2 separate regions of the Homo sapiens genome follow, and region 1 is linked to region 2. A link is a loop called in an ENCODE intact Hi-C map of the cell type or tissue named here. Cell type or tissue: OCI-LY7. All regions are shown on one strand. Each heading gives the region's core, and the rest is flanking DNA. Links, peaks and the distances in the headings are about the cores only.

Region 1 (5,383 bases), core at 51-5,050, 140 kb after region 2:
CTCCTCCTCTCCTCCAAGCTTTTGCTCAGACATCCCTGCTTCAGTGAGCCCTTTCGTCAGCCTTTTACAAATCGCAGCAGGCTATTTCTCACTTCCTGTTCTCTCTCGCCTCTCCTTTTTCCCATGGTGTGTATAGTCTTCCATCGCATCAGTGTGCTCCCATGGGCATGCACACATAAATAAACTTCTGTTTGCTGTGATTTTGTGAATCTGTCTTTCATGACCCCAATGTACAAGCCTCCAGCCAATGAATCTAAGATCAATAAAGGGACAGAGAAAAGCTTTTCCTCCCCTACACTTTATTTTCATTCACTGAAATCTTAGCCACATGAGGACAACAATTTTTTGTGTATCTTTTGCTCACCAACGTATCCCCAGTGCCAAAAATAGAGAGTTTGGCGTAATATTTGACACTGGGATATTTCAGTGAGTAAATCCAGAAGGACTGTGTTATGAACTGAATGTCTGCGTCCCCCCAAAATCCACAGGCTGAAACTCTAACCACCAAGGTAACGGTAGAAGAAGGCAGGGACTTTGGGAGGTGATTAACTCATGGGGCCAGAGCCCTCATGATTGGGACTCCAGCCCTTATGAAAGAGCCTCCAGAGAGTTCCCACACCCCTTCCTCCATGTGAGGAGGACACAGCAAGAAGGTGCTCTCTATGAACCAGGAAGCTGCCCTCACCAGACACTAAATCTGCCAACCCCTTGATCTTGGACTTCCAGCCCCCAGAGCAGTGAGAAATCAATGTCTGTTGTTACTAAGCCACCCAGTGTATGGTATTTGTTATGGCAGTCCAAACAGACTAAGACAGACTGGCTTGTGCACACACCATCTCACATGTGCAAGTGTATCTGTAAGGTGCAGTTTTTTTGTTGTTTTTGTTTTGTTTTGTTTTGTTTTGTTTTGTTTTTTGAGACAGAGTCTCACTCTGTCGCCCAGGCTGGAGTGCAGTGGCGCAATCTTGGCTCACTGCAAGCTCTGCCTCCCAGGCTCATGCCATTCTCCTGCCTCAGCCTCCCAAGCAGCTGGGACCACAGGCATCTGCCACCATGCCCGGCTAAGTTTTTGTATTTTTAGTAGAGACGGGGTTTCACCGTGTTAGCCAGGATGGTCTCAATCTCCTGATCTTGTGATCTGCCCACCTCAGCCTCCCAAATTGCTGAGATTACATGCGTGAGCCACCACGCCTGGCCTTTTTTGTTTTTGTTTTTTTTGAGATGGAGTCTCGCTCTGTTGCCCAGGCTGGAGTGCAGTGGCGGGATCTTGGCTCACTCACTGCAAACTCCCCCTCTTGGTTTCAAGTGATTCTCCTGCCTCAGCTTCCCAAGTAGCTGGGACTACAGGTGCATGCCACCACGCCCAGCCAATATTTGTTTTTTTTTTTTTTTTTTTTAAGTAGAGACGGGTTTTCACCATGTTGGCCAGGATGGTCTCAATCTCTTGACCTCGTGATCCTCCCACCTCAGCCTCCCAAAGTGCTGAAATTACAGGCATGAGCCACCACACCTGGCCTCAGGTTGCAGTTTTAGGAGTAGAACTACTGAATTCCATGGCAGTGCACACGATTGGTAGTATTGTGAAAAGGCCTTTCAGATAGGTTCCCCCTGCTTATGTTCCCTTCAGCAGTGAATGAAAGTAAAGCAAAACGATGATGTAACTGCCAACATCCTCCCTTGCCCTGCAAATTTCTTTTCTTTTCCTTTCTTTCTTTCTTTTCTTTTTTTTTTTTTTTTTTTTTTTTTTGAGACAGGGTCTTGCTCTATCACCCTGGCTGGAGTGCAGTGGCATGATATCCACTCATTGCAACCTCTGCCTCCTGGGTTCAAGCAATTCTCCTGCCTCAGCCTCCCGAGTAGCTGGGATTACAGGCACCCACCACCACGCCCAGCTACTTTTTGTGTTTTTAATAGAGGCAGGGTTTCACCATGTTGGCCAGGCTGGTCTGGAACTCCTGGCCTGAAGTGATCCACCTGTCTTGGCCTCCCAAAGTGCTGGGATTACAGGCGTGAGCCACCGCACCCAGCCAGTCCTGCAAATTTCTTAAAGCTGCAGCTCACTGTGGCTGGAACGTGGTCAGCAATGGTCATGGAATAAGTAGAGGTAGAAAATGTGTGACTGTGTTAGGCTCCTCCATGCAGCGCCACCCACTGGACGGAAGGAGCACTAGCAAGAGTCAGCCACCCAGGAGCATATCACCTTTGTCCTGGGACCAAGCCCAGCTACTCTGGACCCAAGGGAGGACTGAGTCAATTAAACAAGTTTATCCAGATGTTTGGGTGTCACATAAGTTATAAGAGGGAGAAGTGTTAAAGAAGAAGCTATTGGCCAGGTGCAGTGGCTCACACCTGTAATCCCAGCACTTTGGGAGGCTGAGGTGGGTGGATCACTTGAGGTCAGGAGTTTGAGACCAGCCTGGCCAACATAGTGAAACCCCATCTATACTAAAAATACAAAAAAATTAGCCAGGCATGGTGGCAGGTGCCTGTAATCCCAGCTACTCAGGGGGCTGAGGCAAGGGAATTGCTTGAACCAGGGAAGTGGAGGTTGCAGTGAGCCGAGATCACACCACTGCACTCCAGCCTGGGAAACAGAGTGAGACTCTGTCTCTAAGTAAATAAATAAATAATAAATAAATAAACTATTATTGGAAGTTGGGGCAGGGGGGACAAAAATACACCCATGATCCTTTTTATTTTATTTCTTTTTTACATTTCTTTTAGATACAGGGGTACATGTGCAGGTTTGTTATATAGGCAAACGTGTTATGGGGGTGGGTTTGTTGTACAGGTTATCTCATCACCCAGGTATTAATCCCAGTACCCATTAGTTATTTTTCCTGATCTTCTCCCTCCTCCCACCCTCCAGCCTCTAGCAGACTCCAGTGTGTGGTGTTCCCTCTATGTGTCCATGTGTTCTCATCGTTTAGCTACCACTTATAAATGAGCACATGTGGTATTTGGTTTCCTGTTCCTGTGTTAGTTTGCTAAGGAATAATGGTCTCTGGCTCCATCTATGTTCCTGCAAAGGTCATGATCTCATTCTTTTTTATGGCTGCATAGTATTCCATGGTGTTTATGTACCACATTTTTTTATCCGGTCTATCACTGATGGGCATTTAGGTTGATTCCATGACTTTGCTATTGTGAGTAGTGCTGCAATGAACATACACAGGAATGTGTCTTTATAATAGAATGATTTATATTCCTTTGGATATATATCCAGTAATGGGATTGCTGAGTTGAATGGTAGTTCTCTTTTTAGGTCTTTGAGGAGTTGCCCCACTGTCATCCAGAGTAGTTGAACTAATTTACACTCCCACACACAGAGTATAAGTGTTCCTTTTTCTCTGCGACTTCACCAGCATCTGTTATTGCTTGACTTTTTAATAATCACCATTCTGACTGGTGTGAGATGACATCTCGTTGTGGTTTTGATTTGCATCTCTCTAATACATGATCCATTTTTTAAGAATACAGCATCTGTTATTGCTTGACTTTTTAATAATCACCATTCTGACTGGTGTGAGATGACATCTCGTTGTGGTTTTGATTTGCATCTCTCTAATACATGATCCATTTTTTTAAGAATAAAAACTTTGTTGAATTTGAGATCACTTTTAATCTAATGGAGCCTTCTAACCAACCATATATTTTCTAGATTTTAGCTTCACTGAATTATTTTACCTGCTTCTAATTTTTCTTTTCGCTAAACCTTTTGTGAAGGCTTTGATATTTTGCTTGCCTCTTCCCCAAAAGAAGTCATGGAGAATAGAAACTACAAACAATCCATTAGTCTAATGGACTAATCCCAAACATTCCATGCATCTTCAGTTTTTCCATAGGGCAGAGAATCTTTGAGGAAAGGAGGTAAAGGGAGTACCCGGCACGCAGAATACCTGCCAAGTAAGCATTACACGAATCTGTTTTCTTGGGTAGTGTTTTCATCTTCTTGTTTTATTGTTTTATGTCTCTGCAGGTCTCGTGTTTCTCTCTTCCAATCGGTTGTCTTTATCGTGGACACTGAGGTGTTCTCTGCCTTGACTAAAGATGAGTGACGTGAATCCACCCTCTGACACCCCCATTCCCTTTTCATCCTCCTCCACTCACAGTTCTCATATTCCGCCCTGGACATTCTCTTGCTACCCCGGCTCCCCATGTGAAAATGGGGTCATGCTGTACATGAGAAACGTGAGCCATGAGGAGCTACAACGGTTCAAGCAGCTCTTACTGACTGAGCTCAGTACTGGCACCATGCCCATCACCTGGGACCAGGTCGAGACAGCCAGCTGGGCAGAGGTGGTTCATCTCTTGATAGAGCGTTTCCCTGGACGACGCGCTTGGGATGTGACTTCGAACATCTTTGCCATTATGAACTGTGATAAAATGTGTGTTGTAGTCCGCAGAGAGATAAATGGTGAGTGTTGATCTGGTGGATAAAGTGGGGGTGGGCTTGGCTGCTGGGCAGCTAAACTACTCTAGTCACCACCCCTATCACTTATTGGCCTTCTGAGCAAGAAAGCAAACAGTGGAGGAAGATAATGGATCTAACCCAAAGGCAAAGACTGTCATACGGGCATTTTTTTAATTTTATTTTTCTGAGATGGGGTTTCGCTCTTCTTGCCCAGGCTGAAGTGCAATGGCACAATCTCGGCTCACTGCAAACCCCGCCTCCCAGGTACAGGTGATTCTCCTGCCTCAGCCTCCTGAGTAGCTGGGATTACAGGCACCCACCACCATGCCTGGGTAATTTTTTTTTATTTTTAGTAGAGACGGGGTTTCACCATGTTGGCCAGGCTGGTCTCGAACTACTGACCTCAGGTAATCCGCCTGCCTTGGCCCCCCAAAGTGCTGGGATTGCAGGTGTGAGCCACTGTGCCCAGCCCATATGGGCCTATTTTTTAAAAACTTAACTGAATACTGCTTATATGAGGTGAACGTTAAATGAAGTCATAGAGAAGTAGGAAGTAAAATAGTGGAAAAGCATATGCTATGGAAACAGCAGAAGACAGCTGGTATAGCTATGGTGATGTCAGGAGTGCTATATTTAAAGCAAGAAGGTTAAACACTTTAAAAGGCCATTTCGCAGCAACAAAGGGTGAATCCCACTGGAGGATATTGTAATCCAAAACCTCATCTTCAATATGAATAAAGCAGAGCTGGACTACAGTCATCCCCTTATCCAAGGTTTTGCTTTCTGAAGTTTGGGTTGATCATGGCCAAAAATAGATGAGTACAGTACACTGAGATATTCTGAGACAGAGAGAGACCACATTTACATACCGTTTATGATAGTATAGTATTATAATTGTTCTATTTCATTATTATTGTTAATCTCTTACTGTACCTAATTTATAATTTAAACTTTTATCATAGATCGGTA
Region 2 (5,383 bases), core at 155-5,154:
AAATGCGTGTACTTATTATGTCTGCCTATATTCTGTCTCATCAGATAGCAAACAAGGAAATTTGTCTTTTTTCCCCCCATTGATATATCCTAGTGCTTAGACTAGCACCTCAAACAAAGTAGGCATTCTTCTTGAATGAAAATAAAGTTAACTCCTGGGCTTCCAGAATCCTAAGATCATATATGTTGATGTGTACTGAATATTTTAGTGCCATTTCCTATAGAGCTATTATAAACTCAGATAAATACTAATTTTCCCAGTGACTGTTTAGGCAAGTACAGCTGCTTTTCACCTGATTCTAACGCATTCTGTAGGAAAGAAACTGTTAGACTCCTACCCTGACCCATTTTTGCTTTCTTCCTTAGGATAAACCCACTTGTTACTATTTCTTCCTGATTCCAAGAGACTACTTTCCCAGTCCCCCTTTGTAGTTATATGAAGCCGTATGAAGACAAGGTAAACAGGCCAATGAGATGCAAGCAGAAGTGATACAAGAAAGAGTTTTGAAAAGACTCCATCAAGGAAGCTCCTGAAGCTTCTAGATAAACCTTTCCTTCTCCCTTCTGTTGCTTCCTGCCTTGAAGGCAGCCATGATGGCTGGGACCTCAGATGCTACTGTGGCCTAAGGTCATCTTTATCATAGACACACTAAAGATGGTTGAGAAGTACAGAAGGAGCCTAGGCCCTGATGAGCCTGACCTGAAAGTGTGTTTTGTATATTGTCTTCTCCCAGAGAAAGAAAAAGACCACCGTTATTCCTAGGGGAACCTCTAAGGCAGAGGTTGATATAGTACTTACTTGAGTGTGCGAAGTTTACAGCTAGAATGCTCCAGGGCTTTAGACAGAATCCTTTCTGAAATACCATTAAGGTCATTGTCAAAGATATGCAGCTCCCGGAGGCTCTCCATTGTATAAAAAAGAGAGCAGATCTCTCTCCAGTAGACAAGGCTCTTCATTTGACTACATAGAAGAAAAATTGAGTTTTCCAATGGAATCGATTCAACTCCAGCAATTTGTAAAACATGTAAATTAAAGTATGTTTTGAGAGTGCCTGTTGTCTGACTCAGATTTAATACCATGCAGCAAGAAATAAAGTAGGGTCAAACATGAATGAACAACACTCAGATCCATTAAAGTAGCTGGTGATTCCATATTCTGATAAGACACATCTGAGTGCAGGGCCTTTAAATGCGAGATTATTAAATATTTTTAAACTTCAATATTAAAAATCAATGTTGCATGTTTTGTGCTATCATGAATACTCCTATAATGTAACAATACAAGGTTTATTTCTTTTTAATCTATACAACAGATCTGAAGAAATTAGGTTAAACCACTGGTTTGCAATGAGGCAATTCTGCCGCTAAGCAGACATTTGGTGATGTATAAGATTTTTGTTGCTGTCACAAACGGGGAAAAGGGGACCCTACTGGCCACAGGAGAGACCAGAGATACTGCTAAACCTCTTACAATGTGCAAGATAGACCCCCACCACAAAGAATAGCTGGCCCAAAACTTCAACAGTGCTGAGGTTTAACTCAAACTTTGAGTTTAAACAGAAGCAGAGAGATTTAAGTCACTGGTCTAATTAGAAGCTAGATTGGAAGTCAAGTTCTTCATGGCCCCGAGTTTGTCTTGTTCTGGTCAACAAGCTCTAGAATTATGGGCAGGTCTTAGGAAGACAGGAAAGAGGATTTATTTTTTAAAGACTCACCTAGCAGTTGGCCTTATAAGTGGCTCTTTGTTTTGAAAGATGCGCTGAACACTCAACTTAAGTGTCCTCAGGTGACAGCAGTAATCCAGACAGTATAATGAGACCATCATATCCTTGTCTGATTGAAGGTAAACTGTAACCTCCATGAGAGCATCCACAATCGTCTTCACAAATTCTTCTTCCCGATTCTCATAGAGACAGTAAAACAAAGGCATATGGTGCGTCAACTTTTCCGGGTCACGGTCCAAATGTTTCATGTATCCCACCGAGTACCACTTGAAGCTGTCTACCATCGGTAGCTGGTATCCAAAGGATGTCTCAAGAATCTTTCTCCTGTTTGCATTTAGAAGACCAAAAATGAAAGTAAACACTTGATTAAAGTCAGAGTATTGTTCTCTCTTCTCTTTATACTCTCTGCTGCCTGAGGGGATCAGATAGTTGGGTACTGCCATCAGAAATGCAATGGCTGTACAAAACTCCTGGACGTTCAAGTGTATGAACTTGTAACGGTCTTTATGAGTGTTGCTCGGCAAAAGAATATTCGCGGCCTGCAACACAGAGACATCAGCCTCAGTAAACCCAACACATCTGAGGTCTTCACCACTGAAATTCAGGGTGCTCAGAAACAGTCCTCCTGCAGCCAGCAAACACAGACGTTTTAGGAGACCTAGGTGATACTGATTGGCAGTAAGTCCAGCCTCTGATGTCAACGCATCAGCAAGAAAGTGGGCATGTAGATCAGTGGGTGTTTGGCAGCAGAGCTGGAAGTCACGCCCCTTGTCCATCTGCCGCTTCAGGACAGTACACGTGATCCAGCATAAGATGGCGACTCGGCACAGACCCACGAGTATTTCATCCTCATGTACAAGCTGGAGGGCTGCCGACGCCCTCTGGCGGTCTTTAAAGAAAGAGTTAAAATATATCTCCCTCTTCCCATTCGACAGCTGCAAGGTCGTGCAGCAATCTACCTCTTTCAAGAACGTTTTTACATTATTCCCACGTGTGGGCCTTGAGGAGATGAGGAACCAGCAGCCTGGAGCCATTTTTCTCTTCAGCAAACTGACCAGGAGAACTGGAATGGGAACTTTCTGGGTGCTGTTACTACACAAAGCACTTTCATTGACATTTAACTCGAATCTTATGTTGTCCAAGTCCTCGAGGATGAAAAGGAGTTTCTTGGGATCAGACAGGATGTCTGCAATGGGAGCCTGGCCGTCAGGCCAGTCCTTGGCGATTAGCTCAGCCAAGCTGCTGTTGGTCATCTGGTTTATTTCGTGAGCAGTGAGGTGAACGACGTACGAGATCATGTTCTGCCACATCTCACCCTTGATCCACCTCAACACAGCCAGATTTATAACAATAGTTTTTCCAGATGCTCTCTCTCCCATCAGGAACACATTGAGATTGTTTGCTGAATAATAGCTGGTAGAATCATAGGCTAATTGAAGTATGTAGAACACATCTGACGAAACGTCACGAAAAAATTTATAATGAAATTTTCCAAAAGTGTGACTTTCCCATTGCAGCATGAATTTTCTCCTCATGACAGCTTTGCATGCCTCCTGATTGCCTAATCCAGCGAGTACAGGGCAGAAAATACAGAACAAAGATGAAAGTTCAAGATGTAAAAACAGTTTTAGCTTCTTTTCATGTTTACAGTAAAAATATAGTAGAAATTTTTACTTACTACTGCTTATCACAAAGATATAGGTACAAAGATATTTACCATCATGTTGCTTGTTTTTGAGATGGAGTTTTGCTCTTATTGCACAGGCTGGAGTGCAGTGGCACGAACTGGGCTCACTACAGCCTCCACCTCCCAGGTTCAAGCGATTCTCCTGCCTCAGCCTCCCAAGTAGCTAGGATTACAGGCGTGCACCACCACACCTGGCTAATTTTTTGTATTTTTAGTAGAGACAGGGTTTTGCCATGTTAGCCAGGCTGGTTTCGAACTCCTGGCCTCAGGTGATCCACCTGCCTTGGCTTCCCAATGTGCTGGGATTACAGGCATGAGCCACTGCGCCCGGCCCATATTGCTTTAAAGGAAAAAGGTTGAATAAAACCTATTCAACTCATACAGTGGAGTCGACAGATCTGTTTTAGCTTTGTTCTTTATCCTTCAAGGGCTTCCCTCTCATGTCTTGGCATCAAGAACATATTTCTTTCCTTTTTGGGGGTTCCTTAGCGTTTTAGGTAGCCTTCAATTATGTTTCATTTCATACCCAGTTTTTCCTTTGAGGCAATAACTCGAGTTCAGGGACTGTTTCCTGGTACGTATTCAGCTCAAAGTATCTATTACATCTTGGCCCATCAGTCATGAGTTACACGTTCATCTTCCCTTCTATTTTTTTGTTTATGCATATCATTACTGAAATCCTGATCATTTAATGAACTACTTAAGATAAATGAAATTGTATGGAATAAAGTTAAAATTTATCGTAAAGGGAGTCTTATTTCTTGAGAATACACAAGATTGCACTCCCACTGCAAAAACAAACAAAAATGTTAAGACATAAGTATAAAGCTGTCATAGAGGTATGATACAGAAATGATCCAAATAAGTGAATTCCTAGAGGGGGATGACTCCTTCCTTAGTGAGCAGATACTTGAAAATGTTTTTATCCCTGGGTAAGGGCAGGCAAAAGAGGGAGCCTGGCAGCATGGAAGAACTTTGATGGGATAAATAAAAGCCAATGATGAACAGCTGCAGCAGGGCTGGTGTGGTGGACCTGAATGTACTGGAATGTGGCACACTGGCTCCCCCCCAGTGGAGATGAGCCTGATGGATCAACGGGCCTGATCCCACCCTCTAGACTACCAGGGCTGCCTAGTTCCGACCTAGCACATCTCAACAGCCTGGCAGAGACAGGACTTTCTCCTTACTGTTTTTATCTATGACGTTTAGTATACAATAAAAAAATTGAGATTCAAAGAAGCAGAAAGCCATGGTGATGAGTATGGTTCATGATTATAAACCATGATTCATAATCAAGAAAAAAAAATCTTTGGAAGATGTCTATTTAGGTGTTTTTCTTTTTGCCAATTTATTGATTAGGTTATCTGTTTTCTTGTTATGCAGTTCCTTATATACTTTGGATATTAGTTCCGTATCATACATAGTTTACAAATATATTCTCCCAATCCAGGAGTCTCTTCACTCATTTCCCTTTGCCATTCAGAAGCTGTCCAGTTTCACACATGTACACACACACACACACACACACACACACGTAAGAGAATAAATATGTGAGATAATAGATTTGTTAGCTTCATGTCAACATTCCACAATGGAAGCATATCAAAACATCACATTGTCCCATATAAGTATGCATAACTATTTGTCAAAAGTAAAATTAAAAAAAAATGAATAGAAGCATATGTACGGATAACCCAGCTTTTGGAATTAGGAGGTAATTTTATAATAAGTTTCATATTATGCATATATCCCCATATATTAGGTATATAGAGTATAAGAATCAGATGGATGCTCTGTAACTTAAAATATACACTATGCAAAACAAAGAATTCATTGGAATGGCTGAATGGCAGATGGCACACACAGAAGAAAGGATGAGGGGGCACCAGCACAGATCAATAGAATTGGCCTAACAAGCACAGAGGAAAAACAATCACAAAACCAATCAGACCATCAGGGAACTGTGATACAAT

What was found. Peaks named below come from ENCODE experiments on the same cell type or tissue, not always from the same donor. Only the 100,000 strongest peaks of a DNase experiment are listed, where the experiment ranks them.
Region 1: a loop joins it to region 2, with 2.5 times the contacts of the local background. A loop is called at or near these places in 1 of 110 quality-filtered maps.

The regions. Positions count from the first base shown.
Region 1 is chr19:55,943,853-55,949,235 of GRCh38, forward strand. It overlaps NLRP8 (NLR family pyrin domain containing 8), which reads left to right and starts at 3,980. Exons shown (of 10, transcript NM_001433706.1): 1 at 3,980-4,417. The coding sequence starts at 4,051. In OCI-LY7, for the core only: CTCF peaks have their summits at 797 and 2,147 (motif pointing left); DNase peaks (open chromatin) are centred at 59, 739 and 2,159; H3K4me3 peaks cover 221 bases.
Region 2 is chr19:55,807,055-55,812,437 of GRCh38, forward strand. NLRP11 (NLR family pyrin domain containing 11) reads right to left here. Exons shown (of 10, transcript NM_001394894.2): 3 at 1,715-3,284; 4 at 799-960. Among named protein-coding and RNA genes, the nearest start is that of NLRP11, 22 kb to the right of the region's middle. RefSeq lists enhancers at 2,449-2,743, 2,641-2,690. In OCI-LY7, for the core only: CTCF peaks have their summits at 1,409, 2,597 (motif pointing left) and 2,800; a DNase peak (open chromatin) is centred at 2,567; H3K4me3 peaks cover 2,405 bases; H3K27ac peaks cover 1,100 bases.